Regions from separate parts of the Homo sapiens genome. Here region 2 is linked to region 1. A link is a loop called in an ENCODE intact Hi-C map of the cell type or tissue named here. Cell type or tissue: gastrocnemius medialis. All regions are shown on one strand. Each heading gives the region's core, and the rest is flanking DNA. Links, peaks and the distances in the headings are about the cores only.

Region 1 (11,474 bases), core at 1,689-9,688:
CATACAATTCTTTTCCTAGAGGAGTGAATAGTGAATAGTAAGTTCAGTGAGGGTCATAGAAAAGTGAAAATATATTACAGTATTTCTGACAAGAGCCATTATTAGAGGAAAGCCCAAAGGAGTATGGGAGGCCAGCCAGGTAAGGGGTGTATATATATATATATATATATGTGTGTGTGTGTGTGTGTGTGTGTGTGTGTGTGTGTGTGTGTGTATGTATATATATACACACACACATATATATACACACACACACACATACATATATAAAATAAAATCTCACAAACTCCGTAGCATGCCTCAGGTGACCTGGTCCCAGCTTTTACCTCTCTAGCTTTACAGCTCCCTGCCTCACACCCAGTACTCCAGCCTTATTAAAACATTTGTGTTCCTGCCAGTGTGCCAGGCCTCTGCCCGCCCTGCCCTCCATAACCTCCTCCAAGTCTCAGTTTAAGGGTTGCTTCCATAGGAAGCCTTTCCTACACCACTTGCTCCATCCTAGGGTAAGCACCCCTTACCTGGCTGGCCTCCCATACTCCTTTGGGCTTTCTTCTAATAATGGCTCTTGTCAGAAATACTGTAATATATTTTTACTTTTCTATGACCTTCACTGAACTTACTATTCACTCCTTTAGGAAAGAATTTTTCCTAAAGGAAAAATTCCTAAAGGAAAAGTATGTTTTATACATCATTGCATATAGACATTGCCTACCAAATTGTAGGTGTTCCATAAAAATGTGTCAAATGGATAAATGAATAAATGGAGATTTTTTAAAAGGCAACATCATTGAAATTTGAAAACCCCCTCCTTTTTTTCTCTCAAAATTGTTCCTCTCTGTTGACAGAGTTGCAGTCTGGTACAGTCAGTGTAAACGTCTTATTTCTCCTAATGCCCTTCCTTAACCTGCTCTGATTCTTGATTTATTCCAAAAGTTAAATTTGAAAGCCTTTGGGCATGCAAATCCCAATTCATATCCTCCTATGAACAAAACTCCCTATGAGTCTCTGGTCACCTGGCAGAGTTTTTTTTACAAGTAGCATCACATATGTCAACACTGGCTCTACTAACTAAAATAGCACTAAAAGGTGCCTTGGTGAGAATCCCATACTTTTTGAGCTGGAATAGACCTTCAAGTTTATCCCAACTTGCTTGTTTTTAAGGCTGGGAATAGCCTGGTGAATTTTCAAGATGACAGCAGTTTTCAGTTGGAAGGCTTTTAGCTTCTCTTTAGGCTAGCTTACCTGGACAGTCAATATGGCTTTATAAGTTCTATGTGTCAGATACAGGCATGATAATGTCCAGCACTATGAAAAGGGCTGTCTCTTTCTATGAGTGTTTCATCAGAAGGGAAAATTTTCCAGACACCTCCAATGGATTTTTGCCTCCTACTTCATTGACCCATACAGGTCACAACCACCCCTTAAACCAGTCACTTGCAAGAGGGCTGGGATTATCAGGATAGACCAGGATTTAAACAAAAACCAGAAATAGTGTGGTTTTATTGAGGCATGGATATTAGAACAAAATTGAGGTTCCCTCATCAAGGAAGAAGGGAAGAATTTTTTCTGGTAGGCAACTGACTGCTTAGTAAAAAACGAACTGGCATTTTTTTGCAGTTCTTCATAAGTATATTAATACAACTGCTTTCCACAGTGCTTTAACCACAGAGCTTTGCAAATGCCACTCCTCTTGAGAAGCCAGGAAAAACTACTCCAAGATTAGGAATGGGCAGCTTTATTTCTCACTTGTTGCTTCTGTTCTGAATGCCTGAAAGAAGTTGCTTCCAGACATTGATCTTTTATCTTTCAGAGTATTTTAAGGAGCTGTGTAGAATTTTTGTTTGATTTATGGACTCTGGGGGACAAGACAAATTGAGATGTGAAACACCAGCTTTTGTTCTTTCTGTCAATCTAATCACTTTCAGATGAAAGTGATGAAGAATGACATTCAGGCTGATATCACAGAGGAGGTGGAGTGGGGTGGGGTGGGGTGTGATGTGATGGGAGGGGTACATGAGGACAGGCAAACACTAAATCTGGTTGTTTTATTAAAAAGGTCAGTGAAATCAAACTGAGCAGACAGTTTTTCTAAACAAAACGAAGGGAAGGTAAGCCTCTAGGTCTAGGTCAGTCTGCCCTCACTCTAGCATGGTTCATCAGCACAGTTGTGAAAACTCCCTTGGAGAGGTGAGCAGAGTGAGGCCACTGTCACTATCTTGCTCCCAGTGACCCCCAGAGTGGCTAACCACTGACCCCGCTGCTGGGTTAGGATTGAAAAGGTTATAAATAATAGTATTCATATTTGATCCTAGTTGTTCATAAAACCTGGCGTCTTGTTATCCAGGAAACAGCTCAAATGTCACCTCTTCACAGAGGATTTTTCTACCCAAACCAAAGTTTTGTGTCTCCTCCCGGCAAACCATCCAGCCCTTGTGTTTTCTCTCCTGTTTGATTCTCTGAATAACACACATCATTATCTGAAATGGTCTGCATTTGTTTATTTATTTGTTCAAACTTCATTAGAAGAGGGTGCCTCGCCCATTGCTGTAGCCACACCACCTGAAGCAATGACCCATAGGATTGGGTGCTCAGTTGTTGAATGAATGAGTCATATTTATACAAGGAAGTCATACTCTGTACAGGAAGACAGGAAATTAAAATAGATTTCTTTACACTCGGAATTATGACATGGCTGTTTGCCTTGATTTTATCAAAAATGATATTCATTTATCCATCCATCCATCATCCATCCATCCAACCAACAAACATTTCTTGATTACTTACCAGGAATTATCATTCCTGCTGGGGTTCTTGTTTGAAAGTAGATTGACATTTAGTAGGGAAGACAGGCATGCAAATAAGTAAGTGGGAAGTTGTGACTAAAATTATGTATAAGGAGAAGAGGAAGCAATCGATTTTGCTTGGGGAGAAATATCAAGAAGACTTGAACACAGAAAGTAATGCTTGGGCTGGATCATAAAATATGTATGTCTGTTTACTAAGCAAAAAAAGGGAAGGCAATCAGCATGAGCAAAGGTGTAAAGATGTGGCATAGTATAGAAGGGTGGGAGAAATGCTATAGCCACAAAGGGCAAGAGAGTAGCCTTGTATGGGTGAAGGTGGGAGGAGAGGCATGGCACCAAAGCTGAGGCTGGAGACCAGGCAGAGGACCTCAATCCTTCCACACAGTAGGCTTTTGATAGAGGAAGAAAGGAGAGCCGACAAAATCTCTTTGAAATGTGACTCATAAGCTTTTAAGTAATCTGTTGCTAGTGGTGATAGGTTTTTATTAAAATACCTAATGTAAGATAAACCTTTATATAAGAGAAACTTTAGGAAAATATTTGAAAATAAAATTTGCAATATTTCGGTAATAACCCTCGTTATCTTGTGAGAAGTTACTTAGGAATAGCTTTAAACAACTAGCTTTGGAAAAACATCCTATTTGACCCCAAGGAATTTTGTAAAGCATTTTAGCCATTAAAGGAAAGGAAGGTTCTATTGAGTTTTTAAAATGGGCTGTGTGAGCCCATTTGTTTAAACTAAACACTGAAGTGTCTTAGGTTTTAATGAGCCTAACTGAAAATTTAGCTAAAAACAACTCATTGGAAACCAGATGGTGCAGCCACCATTGTGAGCTGAGCTCAAACCCCTTGTTTTCTCAAGAGCATGTCAATTTAGCTCCACAGAACTCATAGTACAAAGATGCTATTAATTATGGGAGCCTCTGTACCCTAGTCACTCTCTCCATCCACCCCGGCCAAATCAACACATCCTTCCCCTCTTGGAAATTAATGCTTTCATTAAAATGTGTGTGTCTCTTGGGGAGGAGGTGGGGATGGGAAGGGATGCCATTTCCCCAGGTTTTCATCTGTTAGGGAAAAAAGTTATTCAGTGACACTGGGAAAAGCACAGTAAGGCAGACTTTATTCAAGGTCATTGGGAGAGGCACAGGAACCATTGCAATAGCATCTTGCAGCGGGAGAGAAATAATGGCCTCAATTTTGAATACAGCTTGAGCAAGTGGGAATTTATAGCCTAGGTGCTGTGTGGGGGTTAGCAGGTGGAAACCTACTAAGAGGAAACTTCAGGATTAAGGGGGATTCTGGCTAAGCAACCTAACAGGACTCTTGCTGAAAACAAGCCCGGGTGATCAGACATCACCTGGGGCATGGTGGAGGATGAGGAACATAATCAGATAACAGGGATTATCAGCTATTGAGGATAGGTGGTTCTAGCTAAACTGACTTAGCAGGGTTCTTTTGCTAAAACTGGATTTTACAAGGAAGTGCATAGATGGGCCTAGGAGGAGATTCAGAAGGCTAACTAAAGGTTGGACAAGCAAAGGATTGTCACATCCTCTTATATGGCACGCAACAGCCAAGCTCTGCACTACAGATTAATACCTTGAGGGCTTTAGTAAATGAGGGCAAGAAGAGGGATGTAATGGATCTCTTGAAGAGCACTGGGTGAGGGACAGACAAGGACAATGAAACAGACAATGACAGAGTTCAGAATTATGATTCCATGATATTATAAAGGGTGCCTGGCTTATTAAGAGGTTGTGCTTTTCAGTTGTGGATACCACTTTCCAGTTTTTTGCCTTAATTTCTATTAATTCTTTACCGTTGGCCATGAGATTAGCCAGGCAATTTGTTTTCTCCTCCCTCTTTTTGTATAGTAATCTATTGGGTTATTTCTTTCCATTTGTGAGTGTTAAGGTCTTTCCAACGTGAGGGTGAAGCAAAATGTAAGGCACTGGAATCCTTTCCACCTTCTTTGTTCAAGGGCTTAGTGTTAGAGGCTCCTCATATCTTCAGTGGTCCTGACTGGACTCCTGTGAGGGGTCAGCTTCTAGGCCACCAGGCAGAGTGTTCAGGAATAGTTATCAATTGCCAATAGACAACTGCTGACTCTTACTTAACCCTAAAACCTGAGTCTTATCCCATCAGCCGTGGGTGCGTTCCTAATGGCGACTCTTGAAAGATTCATGTGGCTGCCTTCTGGTTAAAGGTTATGTTTAAATATTAGGTCTGTCCTTCCAACTTTTTGTCAACACTCTGCCTGAATGTAAAGTCCAGGTTTGAGATTTATTCCCCCAACATTTATAAAGTACACACTATGTGCCATATACACACACACATACACTCTCTCTCTCTCGTGTGCATGCTCTCTCTCTCTCTTATATAAAACACACTGTCCTTGACTTTGTGGGATGTAAGCTGTGCACAGGAAAATCACAAAATGTAGATTATTACAGCACACTACAAGGTTGATAGACCCATGAATATTTGTAAGGAGAAGTCAAATTTCAGTGGCGTGTTTGCGTGTGTGTGCGCGCACATGTGTCTGATTATTTTATGTGTGTACATGAGAGAGACTGAACTTCTGAGCAGTCCAAGGAGTAAATTAATTAAATTGGTTACTGGGATTATAATGAGATTATCATCATTGAATTGTCTTAGCTGATACTTCACCAATAGGATAAACCCCACTTCCAGAGTTTCTTAGAGGGTCAAGTGAACAGGAAGAAAAATTATGGGAACCAGGTGGAGTGGGCAGAAGGAGGGCAGGTCCTGGCATGGTGTCCCTGGAAGAAATGGAGCGAAGTCCTAAATTGGGCCTGACTTGGAAGAGCTTCCTTTTTATCTATTTTAAGTTGAAACTTGGCTGACCCTGACCAAGAGGAGTCTGGACTTGGCTTTTCTTTACTGGTCTCGTGGGTTCCTTATGTAGTTGCTACAGGCAGTTGTGAGGAGAGCCTGTTGGCATTCCTTTCTTTGATTGACATGGGGCATTGGAAAAAGGTGAGGGGAATTAGAAAACAGCTAGAAGAAGAAACAAATGAGTCATCCTCCCATCTCCTAGGCCTTTATTACTTGCATTTTCTCTCTGAAAGTTGATTCAGGTCAGTAGGGAAATCATTAGTGAGATAGTGTAGCTCTTTAAAGATTTCTTACTTATTGATGCTGAAGGCCCTTTGTGATGTGCATTTTCTTTGTTCTATTCCTCCACAGTGGTAGGAGTTCTAGATAAAATATTAATCATAAAGGTTTTTAAAAATCATTTCCAATTGCACAGAGATATTAGGAGTTATGGCCACAAAGCCTTGGTACAGCTATATTTTACTGCCCACGTGTCTTCCCAGAGATGACACATACGCTTTTCATTTTGCTGTCATTATTCTTCATGAGATCGCAGGGCATCCATCATCACTGTGGTGGAAAAATGAAGATGAGGGACAAAAGCACCAGTCTCTAAGCACAAGATGATGTGTTTGTCTGTAGTGGCTAGGGACAATCTCCAAATGCAGGAACCATAAAAGGCTCTGTGACTTGTACCTCAGGAATGAGATTCATCAGCAATGAAATCAGAATCTCAACAGCAGTTTGATATTGAGGGATTTTGAGAAGCTGTGTCTCTGTCCGCATGTGTGGAATTCCATCCCCACGGGCAGTGTAATGCCATCAGAATCTGAGCTGGGATGAAAAAGTAGCCTGCTCTCCAGAAAGTCACATCAAGTGTGGCTTAGTTTATGGCAAAGATGAATGGGGTGTTGATGTCCCAAGAGAAGGGGATCTTGGCGGACAGTGCTTTTGGCTCTTTGTTGCTGGTGGGAACCCCAGCTAGGCTTTGAAAGTGGCATGGGTTCTCAAGTACCTGACATGTTCTTCATGCTTTTATTGACGTTAGAATGTTGTTTTCCATTCTGAGAAGCCAGATCACAAGGACAGAGTGCTGTGATGAGCATAAATACTATCAAACAAGGTCTACAGCAACAGCAATAGTTATTATGTCATGAACATCTGCTTTGTATTTCACAAAGACTCTGTCCCAGTTCCTATCTGAGATGGGGAGATGTTATTCTCAGATGAGGTGACTGAAGCTGAGAGTGGTTAAAGTGTCAGGGTCACATGTCTGGTAGGGTTAGAGCTGAAATTTGGACTCCTGTAATGCTAAGTAAATTTGCATGCTGCCATGATGGCCAGTTACATGGAATCATTTAAACCTCTTTTTACATTAAGCCTGTGGAAAATGAATTCCCAGTTCTAGAGTACCGCCTGCCCTGGTTCTACAGCATGGTTCCTTGCTTCTTCTAAGTCTCTAGGACCTTGGCAGAGTAGCATACAGTGGTGAGCAGTCTTCTTTTGAGATGAAATGGGCCCAGGGCTGCCTCCTTCATGACTTCATTGTTCCTCTCTCGGCCTGTTTCTGTGCAGCCGCTTGTCATGTCAGTTCCACTTTAAAACCAGAGTAAACAGTTCTTAATAGGTGCTTTTTAAGTTTAAAGAAAGATGGAAAGGATGTTCAGACCTAGGGAAGTAGACCTGTCTCTCAGCAGGTGAGTTATTCTGCTCCTGATGTTTTTATACCAAACTGAAAATATACAGTCACACACTCACCCCTGGGGAAGTGCAGAGGACTCTCTTCATGGGGGGCCAGTGTTACTCTTCTGTCCTGAGTGAGCATTCAGTTTATTTTGATCCCTGGCCTCAAACTCAAATACCCTACTGCAGTCAAAAAGAAACTCCCAAGTCAGAATGGGGATGGTCAGAATTCATCCATTCCTGCCAGTGGTAATAAATGGCTTCTCTTTTGGGTCAGTAGGAAGTAAATTGGATGACTCCTCAGCTAGTCACCCTTTGTAAAGTTCTTTCTGACCTTGAAGCTTAGAGGAAATTGGCTGGAGGGCAAAACAGTATTTCCTAAAGTGTTTATGAAGTAGCTCCCCATGATTCTTCATGGCCAGCACTCTGTCCTTTGTATCTGTGGCTTTGTTTTTTAGTGTTCATGAAGTATTGGAGAAAAGAGTTCCCCAGGCATCTCGTTTGGTTAAGAAGATTGCATCTCCCCATTGGGACATCCTGGCTATTTCCCAGCAAAATGCTCTGCCTCCCTCGACTGTACCACATAAGCTAATTAACCTCTTTATCGATTCTCTTTCTCCTTATTTTAATTTCAGCTGGTATTTCTCTAGGCCCTGGGCCTTGGGAATTGTAGACTCATTTGTTGAACTTCTGGCAGTGTGAAAATTTCTAATAGTTTGCTTTCTGTTCCCATGCATAGTGAAGTAGGCATCAAAGAAAATAATTGATGAAAAAAAACAAGGCTTGGAAAAACCCCGAAACAACAGCCATGCTCAAAAGAGGGAAGAGGACCATTGGGTACTTATTTTTTTTTTCCTTGTTGGGAGCTGTTTTCCTTCTTTTCCCTCTGTGTGGCAAAGTAGTAAATGGTCGTCTTATTAGCTGCTCAGAATACTTTATTCTATAATTCTATATGTTTCTGTGGTTCTATACAACTGCCTTCCTTTGAGTTCCTCCTGGAGAACTAGACCCCTTCCCCCATCACCACTAAGCCATACCCACAATCAATATAAATCCAAGGAGATGGGATGAATTTCAAAACCATAGAGGGCCTAGAAAGTAGAGAAACTGTTGTGGCATTTACGGCTCTTCAATGTCCTTCCAAACAGAAGAATGTTTCTGAAACACTGAGCAGCAGCCACACCTGGGGTCTCTAAAGGCACTCCAGGATATGAACCATGACACCTGATAATGTGCAACAAAATGAGCTTTGTTCTTTTGGGCCTGTGGCACAAAACATTCCTTTGCCCGTGTTCAGGCACCTCAGCTTGAATTCATTTTGTTTACTGACTAATCAGACAACTTTGTATTTATTCTCTGCTGCTTTTGAAGAGGTGGTATAGTGGATAAGTACTTAGGCTACCTTTTTTGGAAATTTGCCTCTGCAAGATGCTTTAAAATCTGTTGATGAGCAGGTGATGTCTAGGTAGTGAATAGAAAAATCGCTTTAGCTTATATCCGGAGTTTGCAAAACAGGAAACTTTCAAAATGATTTGTAGTTTGATTCTGAAACCATCTTAGCTCTAGCTAAGATGGTTGTAACCAGACAGCATTTGTCACCCAGGGAGCTTTAGAAAAATCTACTGTTTCCTCATGGGGAGTAGAGGGATAGATTTTCAAGAATCTTTTTGGTTCATTTGAATGTGGGATTTTCCATAACCTAAAGTAATGATTAATAGTTTCTCTGCTCATATCAGGTTTTGTTGGCCAGATGTTTCTTTCAAGAACTTCAATCCTTTATTGTCTAAATTGAATCAGCATCAGATAAAACATATTGCAACCTCAAAGTCCATTGCAATCCAGCAAAATAAGATGTGGTTATGAACCAAAATTAGAGGAAGAGGCTAGGATGGCACTGAAAATTCTAAGTGATTTTCAGATATGTTAAAAATGGCTTTCTCAAAATTTTGAATCTTTGGAAAAGCCATATGATTAATCTACATGCTAAATCCCTTTTTATTTTACTTCTCAGAACACAATTCCCAAAGCCATTACCATACTCCAAATTATAACGTTTATCTTGCTTATTCAAAAACTGTGAAAAATCAGATCATATTTTCTGAAAATAGCTTTTCTGTACTTATATTTTGCATATCACTTCTGATTATGAAATTGAATTAAAGGAACGAGTCGCTATTGTGTTATCTGCCCACAGATTATTGCAAAATGATAGATAAATGCTGTACTACTAGGATTTCCATTTAGCCCTTATATGTTAGCTGTAAAGGGAGGGATAGACACATGTATCTGTATTAGTAGTTGGGAGTCTTCATCCAGTAATGGAAATTGGATCAGTAATGATCATTGTTTTCTGCCCCAAAGAGAGGCTTATAGGATTATTAATATGAATACTACAAAACATCTGGGTGATGCTTGTATCTAACAGTTTATCTTGGTGATGTATATCCAGAAACTGAATTTACAGTTGCAGGCAGGAAATCTGGGTTTATATTTGAGACTCTGCTTTATATGGGGAAGGGTGAGCAAATATTAAAACTCTAAAAACTGCATTCTCCACTGCTCTAGGTAAAGCCTAAAATTCTGTAAATTAGTTGATCATTCCTTCATCTTGTAGCAGCCTGATAGAGGAAGAGTGTGGTGTGGTCTTTGGGGTCCGAAGAATTTGGAGAATGGTCCTTAAGAAAATCAAATTATCTTTTTAAGACTATTTGGGGTTTTATTCTGTAAAATGTCTTTAGTAATAGACACGCTACATTAAGATCAATATAAATGAGGTATGGAAGGTCTTTGTTCTGTTGTTCCACAAGTACTGGAAGTTACTATTTTCTTGCTAAAATAAACATTCTTAAGAAAAAAGGAAATTTAATATTAATCATTTGCACTTTGGGATGAATTAAGAATTTAAGAGCAGATATTAAAAACACTAAATGTAAAGAGGGCTTTAAATGGCTGGTTGTCTGAGTCATGTCCAGAAAAATGGATCCTGAAAGACACACTTCATAATTTTGCTAGTTGTGTGTTTTTATTTAAACTCTTGAAGGACAGCTAGTTACATTCTTTGTTTTATTGATTTCTCTGGAAGTTTTAATATGTAGAATAAAGACATTTCCTGCTGTTTTCCAACCTTCAAGAATGAATTTTTAACTTAATTTTGTGAGTTTTGCTCTTTAAGGGAAAGAGTGGCTAGATTTGTTTGATCAGAGTTTCCCTTGGGGAGGGTAGAGAAACGGTGATCTGTTCAGAGAGGATTCGGGAGAAGGTAATATGTTTGTTACTTCAATTTATTGTAGGGTCTTGATGGTCCATGCAGCCTAAACTTCCTAGCCGTGACATTTGAGATAACTGGGGGTGGGGTGGGGGGGGGACCTGTCTTCTGATTTCTTTTCTTTTTTTTTTCAGGCAGATCTATGAGAAAGGAGGTGAATTCAGCAATTTGGTCACAAGCTTAAAGGGAGGGTTGGGAGGCAGAGGAGCAAGTTGAGACCTCATCACAGGTTTTGCTTTTAGCTGGATTTATCAGACAACCATATGTGAGAGTGAAAGAATTAAGCCAGAGTGAGGGGTGCCTGAAATCAGAGACCTTTCGCACCTCACTGAGGCTGCAAGAGGGACAGCTTTGAAGTCATGGTTTAATATTCCCAGATACTTTAGTTATTTCTTTTTTTTTTTTTTGAGACAGTCTTGCTTTGTTGCCCAGGCTGGAGTGCAGTGGTGTGATCTCGGCTCACTGCAAGTTCCGCCTCCTGGGTTCACGCCATTCTCCTGCCTCAACCTCCCAAGCAGCTGGGACTATAGGCACCTGCCACCACGCCCGGCTAATTTTTTTTTTTTTGGTACCTTTAGTAAAGACGAGGTTTCACCGTGTTGGCCAGGATGGTCTCGAACTCCTGACCTCGTGATCCACTCGCCTCGGCCTCCCAAAGGGCTGGAATTACAGGCACGAGCCACTGTGCCCGGCCCTAGTTATTTCTTAAAGTTGACTAAGAGTGGTTTCCTTCGGCCCCAAAAAACTATGCATTCTAAAACATGAAATGCTTCTCTACACCCCTACTCCATTTAAATTTTCTGAAGTGCCCATTTTTCCTGTCTTACATGGTGAAATCCTAGCTGTTTATTTTTATGTTCTTCAAGATTTAGATGGTGTCA
Region 2 (11,474 bases), core at 2,181-10,180, 62 kb before region 1:
ATTTTACCTGCTGATTATCATTTTATCAAAATCTAAGTAATTAGGGAACCTCAGTGGGAGTTTTTTTCTTTTTTTTTCTTGTGGGAGAAGGAAATGCACATAAGCCTTTCAGGACACTTGTTATATACGCTTCTGTCGTTTTAGGTTAAATGGCTGCTGCTTTTGTGTGTCTGTCTATAATACTCTGTAACGAGAATCAGTATCTTGAAAGATAAAGGCAATTCAAAGATTAACAATTATTTTTGTATATACTACATAATAAAGCCAAAGAAATACACTAACAAATTTTAAAAACATTTAAAACCAATGGTTGATTCAATGCCTTTGTAGTTTTCCTCTTGGTTTTACTGATCACTTTTGGTAACTTTCCTCTTTTTCTATTCAAGGTTCTGGGTGGGGTAATTTTTAGGGGCTTGAAATATATAATCTTGATATTGGAAACATTTCCAATTCTCCTCTTCCCTGCCACATAACATGCTGTCTTAGTGAACACTTCTAAACAAATTTGAACCCACGAAGACCCAAGGGCATCATTATGGACCTCAGTTGTTATGAATTCTGGATAGAGCAGATGAGGCTCGAGAAGAGTGGGCACAATTCTGCAAGGGCTCTGGGACTTGTTTTCTGACAAAAGTCCCTGATGTCAGCAAAGTTTGTCTCTTTTTCATTCAAGAGGTAGAAGCAGGTTCCCCCGAGTACTATGTACCTCCTAGCCCTTGTGCAAACATCAATTAATGAATCAAATCCCCAAATAAACCCTTTCCAGAGTGGTCCTCTGGCATATCAGAAAACTGTTATCGGCTCCCCGAAATTCTTGATAGTTTACTGACCTTGGCTGTTTGTACTGGCCACAATTAAAGTTGCCAGATAAAATACAACACCCTCAATGAAATTTAAATTTCAGATAAACAATAACATTTAAGGATAAGTGTGTTCCATAACTAAAAGTATGTAATATTTTATTAAGTTGAATTTAGAATTAAGAATGAACATTTGAATTTCAGATAACAGATAATTATACTCATTATAAGTATGTTCCATATTACATAATAGTTACAGGACATACTAACTTTATCTAAAATTTAATTGTGTTTCCTGAAGTTTTACTTGTTAATTAGTTCTTATTAGCCACAACTCATGTGACTATGGCAAAGGGATATTTGGAGGCTACTCAGATGTCCAGAGCTTCTTAATCCCTAGACGTAGCCACTAGTCAGCAAAGGCATTTTGCCTTTGGTCTCTGTTTATAAAACCATCATTACTTTATAATTGCCACTCCACTTTTGGATGTCCTCTCCTTTCTCCTCTGTTGGTGTTTGTCTTCCTGGTCTCTGTCCTGTTTGCAGAGAGAAAGGCTTTCCTGTTAGAAACAGCACCAGCCAATCTGAGTTCTTCTCTTTTGTTTTATTTATTTATTTATTTATTTATTTTGAGACAGTCTGGCTCTGTTGCCCAGGCTGAAGTGCAGTGGCGCCATCTCAGCTCATTGCAAGCTCCGCCTCCTGGATTCACGCCATTCTCCTGCCTCAGCCTCCCGAGTAGCTGGGACTACAGGCACCCGCCAGCATACCCAGCTAATTGTTTGTATTTTTTTTAGTAGAGACGGGGTTTCACCATGTTAGCCAGGATGGTCTCGATCTCCTGACCTCGTGATCCGCCCGCCTTGGCCTCTCAAAGTGCTGGGATTACAGGCGTGAGCCACCGCGCCCGGCCCTGAGTTCTTCTCTTTAACAAACTGGTCTCTTTCTGACGACTACGTAAATCTTTCCTTTTGGAGCTAGATGATATTTGGATATGTGTGGGTAAAAAACAACAACAATAACAACAAAACTGACATTTTCGAAAGCTTAGCTACCTGCAGTCCTCTTCTATGGTTTTTTGTATTTGGTGAATAATAGAACCTTTTTAGTTCTCAGAGTTCTTTGTGTAGGTAAGGGTGGCCCATCTAATTACCAACAATTAGATGAACAAGAACACCTGACCCTCGCCAGCTCAGGTTCTAATGAGAAACCAGTGCAGATAGTGTCAGATACAACAGGGCTCACTCAGCCATTTGTATGAAAATAACAGAAACCTAGTAGCAGCCATGTAAAGTCATTTTGTTCTTTCTGTCCTAGATTCCAGTTGCTGCTTCTCTCTAGAGACCTTTTATGCTTGTTTAGTTCTCTATGAAGTCAACAGGAACATCGGATACCAAGGAAGCCTGTAAGAGTGAGAGACTCTGACCCAATTTAAATGTCCTCACAGAGTTCAGTTACTCAAAAGAATTCAAGCCTTAAAAGCACAGAGCCTTGAAGTTACTAGAGCTTTACCCAAATGCTCCATAGGTTCCTGGATTGCAGAATATTGCTGAAATCTTGGTTTTGCCCTTCCTCCCTCCTCTCTTTCACATTTTATTTGGGTGACGTTCTGCTTGGGAATGACCAGCTGTCACTGCCAGTAGCTACTGGGATTACATTGCAGCATGGGCAGGGTGTTTTCGTTTTGTTTTTTAAAATGCCAATGGATATTTACTGGAGCTACTGTAGGGATTGGCAGTTTCATTTCTGTTTTCTGTGGAGGGGTTTTGGGTATAATAGTTGGATTAGAAACACTAAGAAAATCAAATTTAAACTCTCAATCTATTGATGGTACCAAGCACTAACCATTTGACATTAACTGGAAGGAGATACCATCTTAATCAGAGGCTAAAATGCTCCCTTTGCTCTAGATCATAGCTTATGAAGAGCAGAGTTTGAAGACAGAGACAGTCAGGTGGTGTCAGTTTCTGTCATTCTCACTTGGATTCCTGTGCAGTATCTTCACACTGTTTATTTTTAAAGAATTTTCAATCTGATGATACTGAAATTACTTCAGATCTTCTCTAATCTCATCCACCCTTCAGACTGTGTTTAGTTCCCCTGATATGTACTTTCATAGGTTCGCGAAATTGTAATGAACATATTGGGGTGGGAGTTCTGGAGGGCAGAGATGATGTCCATTTTCTTGACCCCGAAATTGTCAGTGCCCAACACTGACCTCGGACACAGTAGGTGCTCACCAGATAGATGAATGAATTAGATTCTAGGGCAACGTAATCCATGCGGTGTAATCCACAAATCACTCTTATGGCAATACATTACAAGTAATTTTTAAGCCTGATAGAGTTTTCTGAAGGTCTAGGAGGGGCATACGTAAGTTACCTATGTGTTGGGTTATGTGAAGGGACCATTTTCTACTCCTGCCCCCCAGCATACTTCTGTCATCTTTACCCACTGAGTGTCAACATGGAATATGAAGAAAGACTTTGCAAGTAAGATGTTAGGAAAATAAATTTCATGTGCTAAAACAGATATTGGCAAACATTTTTGATAAGGGCCTAGAGAGTAGATATTTCAATCTTTCTAGAAATACGGTCTTTGTCACAACTAATCAACTACCGCTCTTGTAGCACAAAAGCTGCCACAGACAATACACAAAGGAATGAGAATGGCTGTGTTCCAATTAAACTTCATTTATGGACACCAAAATGTAAATTTCATACAACTTTCCCATATCATGAAATTCTGTTCTTTTAAAACGTTTTCTCCCCAAACACTTACCAGTGTAAAAAAATTCTTAACTCACTGGCTATACAAAAGCAGGTAGTGGATCTGATTTGAACCACTTGGCAGAGTTTCACAACCTTGCACTTAAAAAAAAAAAAAAAAAGAAAAGAAAACAACAATAATAACAACAACAAAAAAAACACTAATAACAAAGCCAAAGCTTTGGTGAGGAAAGGGGGCACTTTCATTTTATCAGCCTTATAGCTTTCCTGAGCACTGAAATGAGGGACATAGAGCCTTTTCTTAGTGGCTTATTTTTACACCATTTTGTGTTTTTCTGTATGTTTGCCTACCTGCATATGTGCGTATATGGTAGAAGTAGACCAAGTTTTCAAGTTACGTGTGACATATTTTCATAGCAATTTGGAATGATCAAAGGAAATTGTAGAAAATACAGTATGGTCCCAGTTATTTTTTTAAAGAAAACACATTATACTACAAAAATGATGTACTTTATATATGCTTGTAAAAGGTTCTGAAAGGTATTTACTAAATGTTAACAGTGGTTACCTGTGAAAATTGGGAGTGTCATTTTTGAAGCAGGGGAGATATTGATCTTTTTCTGACTTATTTGACAATTTTAAATGAGAATGATTCTTGCTCAGATAATTTCACTATTTGTGAAATTAAAATTAATTAGTAATGTATTGAACTAAAAAAAAGATATTTATTGAAAGAAAACACTGAGCCTGCTTCTGTGAATCTACAAAAAATCTGTGATTTTAATGACATTGTAATTTTTTCATATTGACCCTTAGTGAAATACAGCTTTTGGAAAATCCCTTCTCTATGAGAGCATTGCTAAATAAGGAAGTGTTTAGGTTTTGTAGGAGTAAAAATAGCTTCTCCAGGGATGTTGATATTTAAAATAATGCAAATGTACAATAAAATCCCACAATCTAAACTCTGGATTCAGCCCATATACCCAGAGTTTTAGAATACATTTCTGACTAAAACACAAAAGACCTTGAAAGCAGGTGCTGTCTTTGTCCCCTGATACCAATGTGTTTTAATAAGGTTCCACCAGATTTTCAAAGTCTTTGGTTAAATTGGAACTGACATTTATGCTAATTAGCTGGGTTTGGGAGTGAAACAGGTAAAATTGAATTACAATGGGCTCCAAACTATATTTATTTTTAAAATAGTGGCTCTGAGGGATATTTGGTTCTATTTGTCAGTTATTTCATATCTCGCTACTTTCTATCATTCCCTTCCCGCCTGGTGTGTTAATCTGGTAATCTGAAATCTTTTTGTCTGCCTGTAACATAATAGGCTGTTTTCCTGTAGTCCATCTGTCTCCTACACGAGGTGAAAGTACTTTTCAGAAATGGCTTGGGTTGATATTATTAATCTTTATAAGCAGAGAATTCCTTGAATAATTTAACAGCCAAATGGCATGAGGGGGACTTGGTATAAAAATGAATTTTCCTGTCAGCTTTAAAAATTACAGCGTGGCCTGCCTTTTATCTGTGCAACTCAAATATCAAAACAATGGATGTTTATGCTCTTTATACAGTTTTCTGTTTTGCATTACCTAAGACCTAAGACGATGAAGAAACATTTAGACAATTTTGGTTTACTTTTTTTTTTCTGCTAGAAAACCGCAATAAGTTAATTAGCCAAAAGAAAGTCCTTCTTGTTCTCTGAAACAACAGATGCTGCCTTTGACCTTGGAATTTAAGGGAAAATCTATTTTTGATTACATGTCTTGAATTTCTTGGATTTGCCAGTGTTAGGGCAGCAGTTGTGATTGAGTGCTTTTGAAAGTATATGCATGATTTTCAAAGAAATCAGTCTGCACAGCTGTTGCTAAAGAAATCGTTGTTCTCCGTCCTTCCAGTTCATTACTATATAAGGTTTTAAAAATTATTTTTTCCCCCTACTTTTAATTGGAGTTATCCTAGTTACAGATGTCACAGCCTCTGAGCTACTGGTCTTCCACCCGACACCCTGCTTCGTTGCAAAGGCCTAAGGTTGGAGTATGCTGCATTTGATTGGCAGGGTAACATTGTTCCTCTATGCTGGGATGGGGAAATACAGCCAGTCCTGTGTTTAGGCAAGCCAGCAGGAGTGGGACTATTAATAGCCAACTATGTGTTTTCTCTCAGACACAGCCTCTTTACAGTGCTCTTTGCTTGCCTATCTTTTGGAAAGTCATGTGAATGCAGCAAAAGCTTTCTAAGAAATATGAGGGCCAAATGGCATTACTCTGCGTGAAGTATGCCCACATGGGATTATTAGTATTTTGTTAGAAGACCATTTAGCAAGTTTGTTTGTTTCTGAATCAAAATCCATAGATGCTCATTGAACATTTTTTGTTTTTTTCCATAAATCATGTATTTGAGAAAGACATCTTGATGATGGGAAACTCTTACCTTGGAGAAACAAAGAATCAAGTAGTGACTTTATCCTCTAGATAGTACTGAAATCAGAAGTACTTTTTCCCTTTAAGTGTCATAAAACACAATTACATTTCTTTCCACATATTTTCAACCTGAGCAAATTGACAGACCAGGTCAGCTTTTTTCCTGGGTCATTTTCCTGTGTATTTTCTTTTTATCTTCTGGATGTAATCTTTTATTTGTAGACCATTTTAGTGAAGCCCCTAGTAACAATTTATTTAATTTTATTAGTCAATTTATAGGCAGAGGGCAAGACACATTAGAATATCATCATGGGTACTAAATTAGAAAATTTAAATCAAAATGTCTATGTTCTTTGAGCTATGCCTGCTAATTAAAGAAGAGGTAAACTGCTGAAATATAATAGGCCAACGTGGAAGGGTCCAGAAGAACCATGGAGGACCCCCTTTCCTCTGGCTTGATCAATTATAAGAGAGCAAATGGAAGAGGCTATACAACTTTCTCCAGAAATGGGTTATTTTGCAGGCATGAGCAGTCAGGTGCATATTGAATAGCCACAGATTAAACTCTCCTCTCCTACGCTTTCGGGGTCATCCTTCAAGATGCTTTTAGCTAACCTCCAAGATTGGGTGAGGGCTGATGCTCTAAATTTCAGTGTTTAGAGACTGACCCTTCCTGTAAGGAGGTACTTAAGACATCCTGTCTTCTCAGATGAATGCTTCTGGAAGGCAACATTGGAATATCTATTAGAATGATTTGATATACAACAAGGTTATGACCTTTTGGAGAATACCTCAGTCTCTTCAGGGCATTTTCCTTCTTAATTTCTGGTACCTTAAAAAGGTCTCGTTCCTTTTGGTTGAATGCCTTGAGAAACGTAAGGCTATAAAGGAATTTTAACAAACTTGATTCTCTAATCAACTGCTCATAAATCCATTTTATTGCTTCAATTATGCAAAATAAATGTTTAAAATTTGTCTGTCGGGTCAGCCAGTTACCCGGTCAACTAACCTCCTAGCCAACCTGCTAACCTCAATGAATATGTTGCTCTGAAACTCTTTTTTTTTCCCCCAAATCTTCCCAAAGCTATTAAAAAATACCAAGGAAGGATGGTTAAGGCATGTTTTATTAGCCGTAGTAGTTAAACTTGTTAATTTATCAGTAAGGGGAAAAACACTCTTTGTAATTTTAACTTGTCTTCATGCTAAATTCCTTCCAGACTGTGGTTAGAACTTAACTGCAGAATTTTTGCCCAACAATATAAACATTTTCTATAAAACTATGGAAAGTTGCCCATTCTGGAAAAAATCTAAAGTACAAAGGATAAAGCGTTTCTCAAGATAGAATTTCATTTCTGGTGTTTTTGCATGTAATTTTAAATTTTATTTTATATTTTATTTTGAGACAGAGTCTTCCTCTGTCACCCAGGCTAGAGTACAGTAGCAGGATCAAAGCTCACGGCAGCTTCGAAATCCCGGGCTCCAGAAATCTTCCCATTTTAGCGTCCCAAGTAAATAGGACTATAGGTGCAATCATCTTTCCCAGCTACATTTTTTTTATTTATGTATTTTAAGTTTTATGTAGACAGGGTCTTGCTATTTTGACCAGGCTGGTTTTGAACTCCTGGCCTCAAGTGATCCTCCCACCTTAGCCTCTCAAAGCACTGGGATTACAGGTATGAGCCACCATGCTGGCCGGCATGTAATTTTTAATACTAAGTCTAGGATAAATTTTCTTTTGCACTCATTGGGATATGTGTTGATACATTGTTAATCTTTGGAATCCCACTGGAATGAAATGTGTTTCATTAGTGCTTAAACTAAGATGTGTTAATTTGAGAGTTTATAAAAGGAGGTTTAAGCCTAGTGCATTTTCAAAGTTGCTTTTTTTCAATTAAAAAAATTTTGATATCTTGGCAAAAGGATAAAATCGATAGACCATGTAAAGAACTGCATTCAGTTTTAAAATAATTAGGTTTTGAAGATTTATTCTACTGTCTTTTATGAGTAAGAACATGTCTAGGGGTTTTAGGAGGATAGGTTTAAACAGGTTTACAATATTTCCTTATAAGAGCTAGATTATGTATACAATAAGAATTAACTTAAGAAATTTTGCTTTGAATTTCTCCAAGATTTTCTAGGGCCAACCAAGCTTATTCTCTTTAAACAGAAATTTAAGACCATTAGTAAATAAAAACCTTAATATGTTTTGGAAAATGATTACTTGGACTCAGTATTTTTTTGTGGTGTATATGCTTTGGCTTGTGTTTAAATTATGTTACGCCTGTGTTTTGATCAGGCATTAAATAATTGAAACACTCATGTTAAATAATTATGCAACTGTCTGATTTAGAAGGCTGGAAAGCAGCAGCAAACCTGTTTCCAGAGACATTTCAATCTATAGGCCAGGTTCAGGCTAAACTATATAGTATGACTCTCCTTCTTTCTACACTGAGGTATAGAAGCAGCATAGGGTTGGGGTGGAGACAGACCTAGTACAAATCTAAGCCTCTTGTTTATGAGCTATTTAACTTCATGTAAGTTATTTGAGCCCCCTGAGCTTTAAGAATTAGATGCTTTCTAAATGTCAAGCACTATAGTAGTAATAAGCACACACGTTTCCTTTCCTTAGGATGGTTACTGTCCCATGGGAAAGGTAGACACATGGGCACAATTTCAATATATTCTCAAGTTCCAAGAAGCATACTCAAAGTGCCATGGAATAGGAACACGCTGCCTAGCAGCTCACTCCTTTTGGGCACACATTTGTCTGATACAACTACGTGCTAGGACCTGGATACCAATGTGAACAGAAAAACACAATCCTAACCCCTCTATTGTCTTATAACCTAAATAACAAAGTGATGACTGTAAACTAGAAAGTCTGGGGCCTAACTTATAGGGTTCGTAAGGGTGAAAAGAGCTTTCTTTCCCTTTCTTGTCATCTTCATTCTGTTCACTCACGCTCTGTCCAGATTCCCAGTCTCCCATTTGCCTAAGCGGGCAAAGAGGTAGTTGTTTCTCTTGGTTAACAGTTCTATATAATGAATCCCTTTACAGATGAGTGACTGAATACTTCTTCCTAAGAATAGTTGCATTATTACCGAAGACTTTTGGTGGCACCAAGACCATAGTACATGTCTCTCCATTTGGCAGCATTTCAGCCATTGAGCAGTCCTCCATGGATAGCTGGAGTGTCTCTCCCACATCCCACTATCATGGTGCTTGGCTGCTATCCAGATGCCTGTGATGAGTGATGGAGTCCCTGGTGCTTCCTGGAGAGAACAACAAATGGTAGTCTTGCACCACCTTGATTGTTAATATACTTGGTCTGTGGACTTCCCATGCTCAAACCTAAACCAAAGAACCTGGCCTGACCCGGAACAACTGCTTTGTTACAGGTGAAAGTCCTTGTTATTACTTTGGTAGTTAATCATCTTCCCCTGGGCCTTAAACTCCAGGTCATTCTCTGGAGAAGAAATTTAGGACCTGTGATATTATCCTATTTAAGTACTTTTCAGATACGATCTTTTAATTATAAAAGATATATAATTATATATTTTATATGATATATATCATATAATTATATATTTTATATGATATATATCATATAATTATATATTTTATATGATATATATCATATAATTATATATTTTATATGATATATATCATATAATTGTGTAATTATAAAATGTAATCGCTTGTATATAGTTCTTAGTTCCTTAGGCAAATCAAGTAAATAGTAGTTGCATGGGTAAATATAAAATACGCAAATACTCCTTATAGTAATATAAGAACTATCATTCAGGCAGGAGGACACAAAAGATCAATGTATGAACCATTCCTATATATTTTTTCCTTTTGAAGCACAGGTAGGAGCAAATCATTTCCCTTCTCCACAAAGCTCAGTGGCTTCTTACTGCACTCAGAATAGCCTAGTTTATAGGCCTCTGTGAGCTGCCTTTCTTCCCCTTTTCATCCAAAGTGTTTTTAAATCCCTTTAGATACTCTTTGCTCCAGCTTGCCTGGGCTATTAACTGTTCTCCCGAAGACCATACTTTATGTCTGCAGGCCTTTGCTCATACTGTTTGGTCAGCAGGGAATAAATTTTACTCCTTATTCATTTATAAAATCCTACCGATCCTCCAAGGCTGAGCTCAAATGCCTCCTCTTTCATGAAACCTTCTATATCCCTACTAATCAGAATCAATTATTTCTTTCTCTCTATTCCTCCTTGTTGGCCTATTGTGTGTACCTTTATTGCCTGTATAGGCTTTTCTCATTTCTGCTTGTATCTAGGTAATTCACTCATCTATCCATACATTCATTCAACGATTATTTCTTGAAAGCTTTATCTTGTACTGTGCAAGAAGATGGGAATGTAATGGGAAGCAGAAAATGGATGCTGCCTGTGCTCTGGGAGCTTACAGTCTTCTGGCAGAGATGGGTGATAAGGTGATAAGCACCAAACCCACAAAGCTAAAACTGCAGCTATGGGAAGAGCGGGGAAGACAGATTTATGGGTCTCTGTCTCTAGGCTGTAAACTCCTTGACGCCAGTGAGAGCCTCTTTCTTGGTTAAGAAGGCAGTAGTATAAAACAACTGTGAAATGCCCTGTGTCATGAGTTTGTATCTCCCCGAATATATGAGGAAGTCCTAATACCCAGTACCTGTGAATATGACTTTATTTGGAAATAGGGTCTCTGCAGATGTAATGAAGTTAAGATGGGATCATACTTGATTAGAGTAGGTCCTAATCCAGTTTGACTGGTGTTCAATAAGAAGAGGAGAAAAGACAGACACAGACACAGTGGGGAATGCCACGTGAAGATGGGAGCAGAGATGGGAGGGATGAGTTTGTAAGCCAGGGAATGTCAAGAAATGTTGGTAACCACAAGAAGTTAGGAAGGAGGCATGGAACTGTTTCTTCTTCAGAACTTCCAGAAAGAACCAACTCCCAATGACACCTTGACACCTGGATTTCAGACTCCTCACTTCCAGAACTGTGAGAGAATGCATTTCTGTTATTTTAGGCCGCCCAGTTTGTGGTAGTTTATTATGGCAGCTCCGGGCAACTAATACACCCTTCTGGAGAGAAGTTCATGAGAACTAATTTAATGCACAACACCATGGTGCACTAATGTGTGGGTCAATGATTGAATTTGGATGAAAGAATGAATAGAGTATTGTGTTTGCTCTCTTCAGTGGTAAGAGATCAGGGTGAGTTCAGGATATTTGTTCCATTTCAGTTGTCTATTAACAGGAAAAAATGTGGATTCACAGTTCACGTCATCATCAGTTGAGAAGGCTGGCTGAATAATGGCCCGTGTGGTTGTCTTTAGAAATAAAGCTGTGTTTTTGTCACTGTGGCCAAGGGGGATATAAATAAGCTAGTCACTAAATGTTAAAATGGTGGCAACTCTTCCCTTTCTGCTTTCAAAGCAGAATCTTAGTCCTCACATCTCCTACCCCTGCTTCCTCAGGCAATTCGTGTTTTTCCCTCTGGTTGAAAGGCTCACTTCAGG

The links. Peaks named below come from ENCODE experiments on the same cell type or tissue, not always from the same donor. Only the 100,000 strongest peaks of a DNase experiment are listed, where the experiment ranks them.
Region 2: a loop joins it to region 1, with 10 times the contacts of the local background. A loop is called at or near these places in 3 of 110 quality-filtered maps.

The regions. Positions count from the first base shown.
Region 1 is chr3:171,252,808-171,264,281 of GRCh38, reverse strand. The region is part of intron 2 of TNIK (TRAF2 and NCK interacting kinase); the gene reads left to right. Among named protein-coding and RNA genes, the nearest start is that of MIR569, 150 kb to the right of the region's middle. RefSeq lists enhancers at 7,254-7,303, 8,445-8,494. In gastrocnemius medialis, for the core only: no CTCF peak of the experiment used is centred there; a DNase peak (open chromatin) is centred at 5,691; H3K27ac peaks cover 4,717 bases.
Region 2 is chr3:171,315,056-171,326,529 of GRCh38, reverse strand. All of the region lies in intron 2 of TNIK (TRAF2 and NCK interacting kinase), which reads left to right. Among named protein-coding and RNA genes, the nearest start is that of TNIK, 140 kb to the left of the region's middle. RefSeq lists an enhancer at 566-4,575. In gastrocnemius medialis, for the core only: no CTCF peak of the experiment used is centred there; DNase peaks (open chromatin) are centred at 2,439 and 5,589; H3K4me3 peaks cover 963 bases; H3K27ac peaks cover 5,487 bases.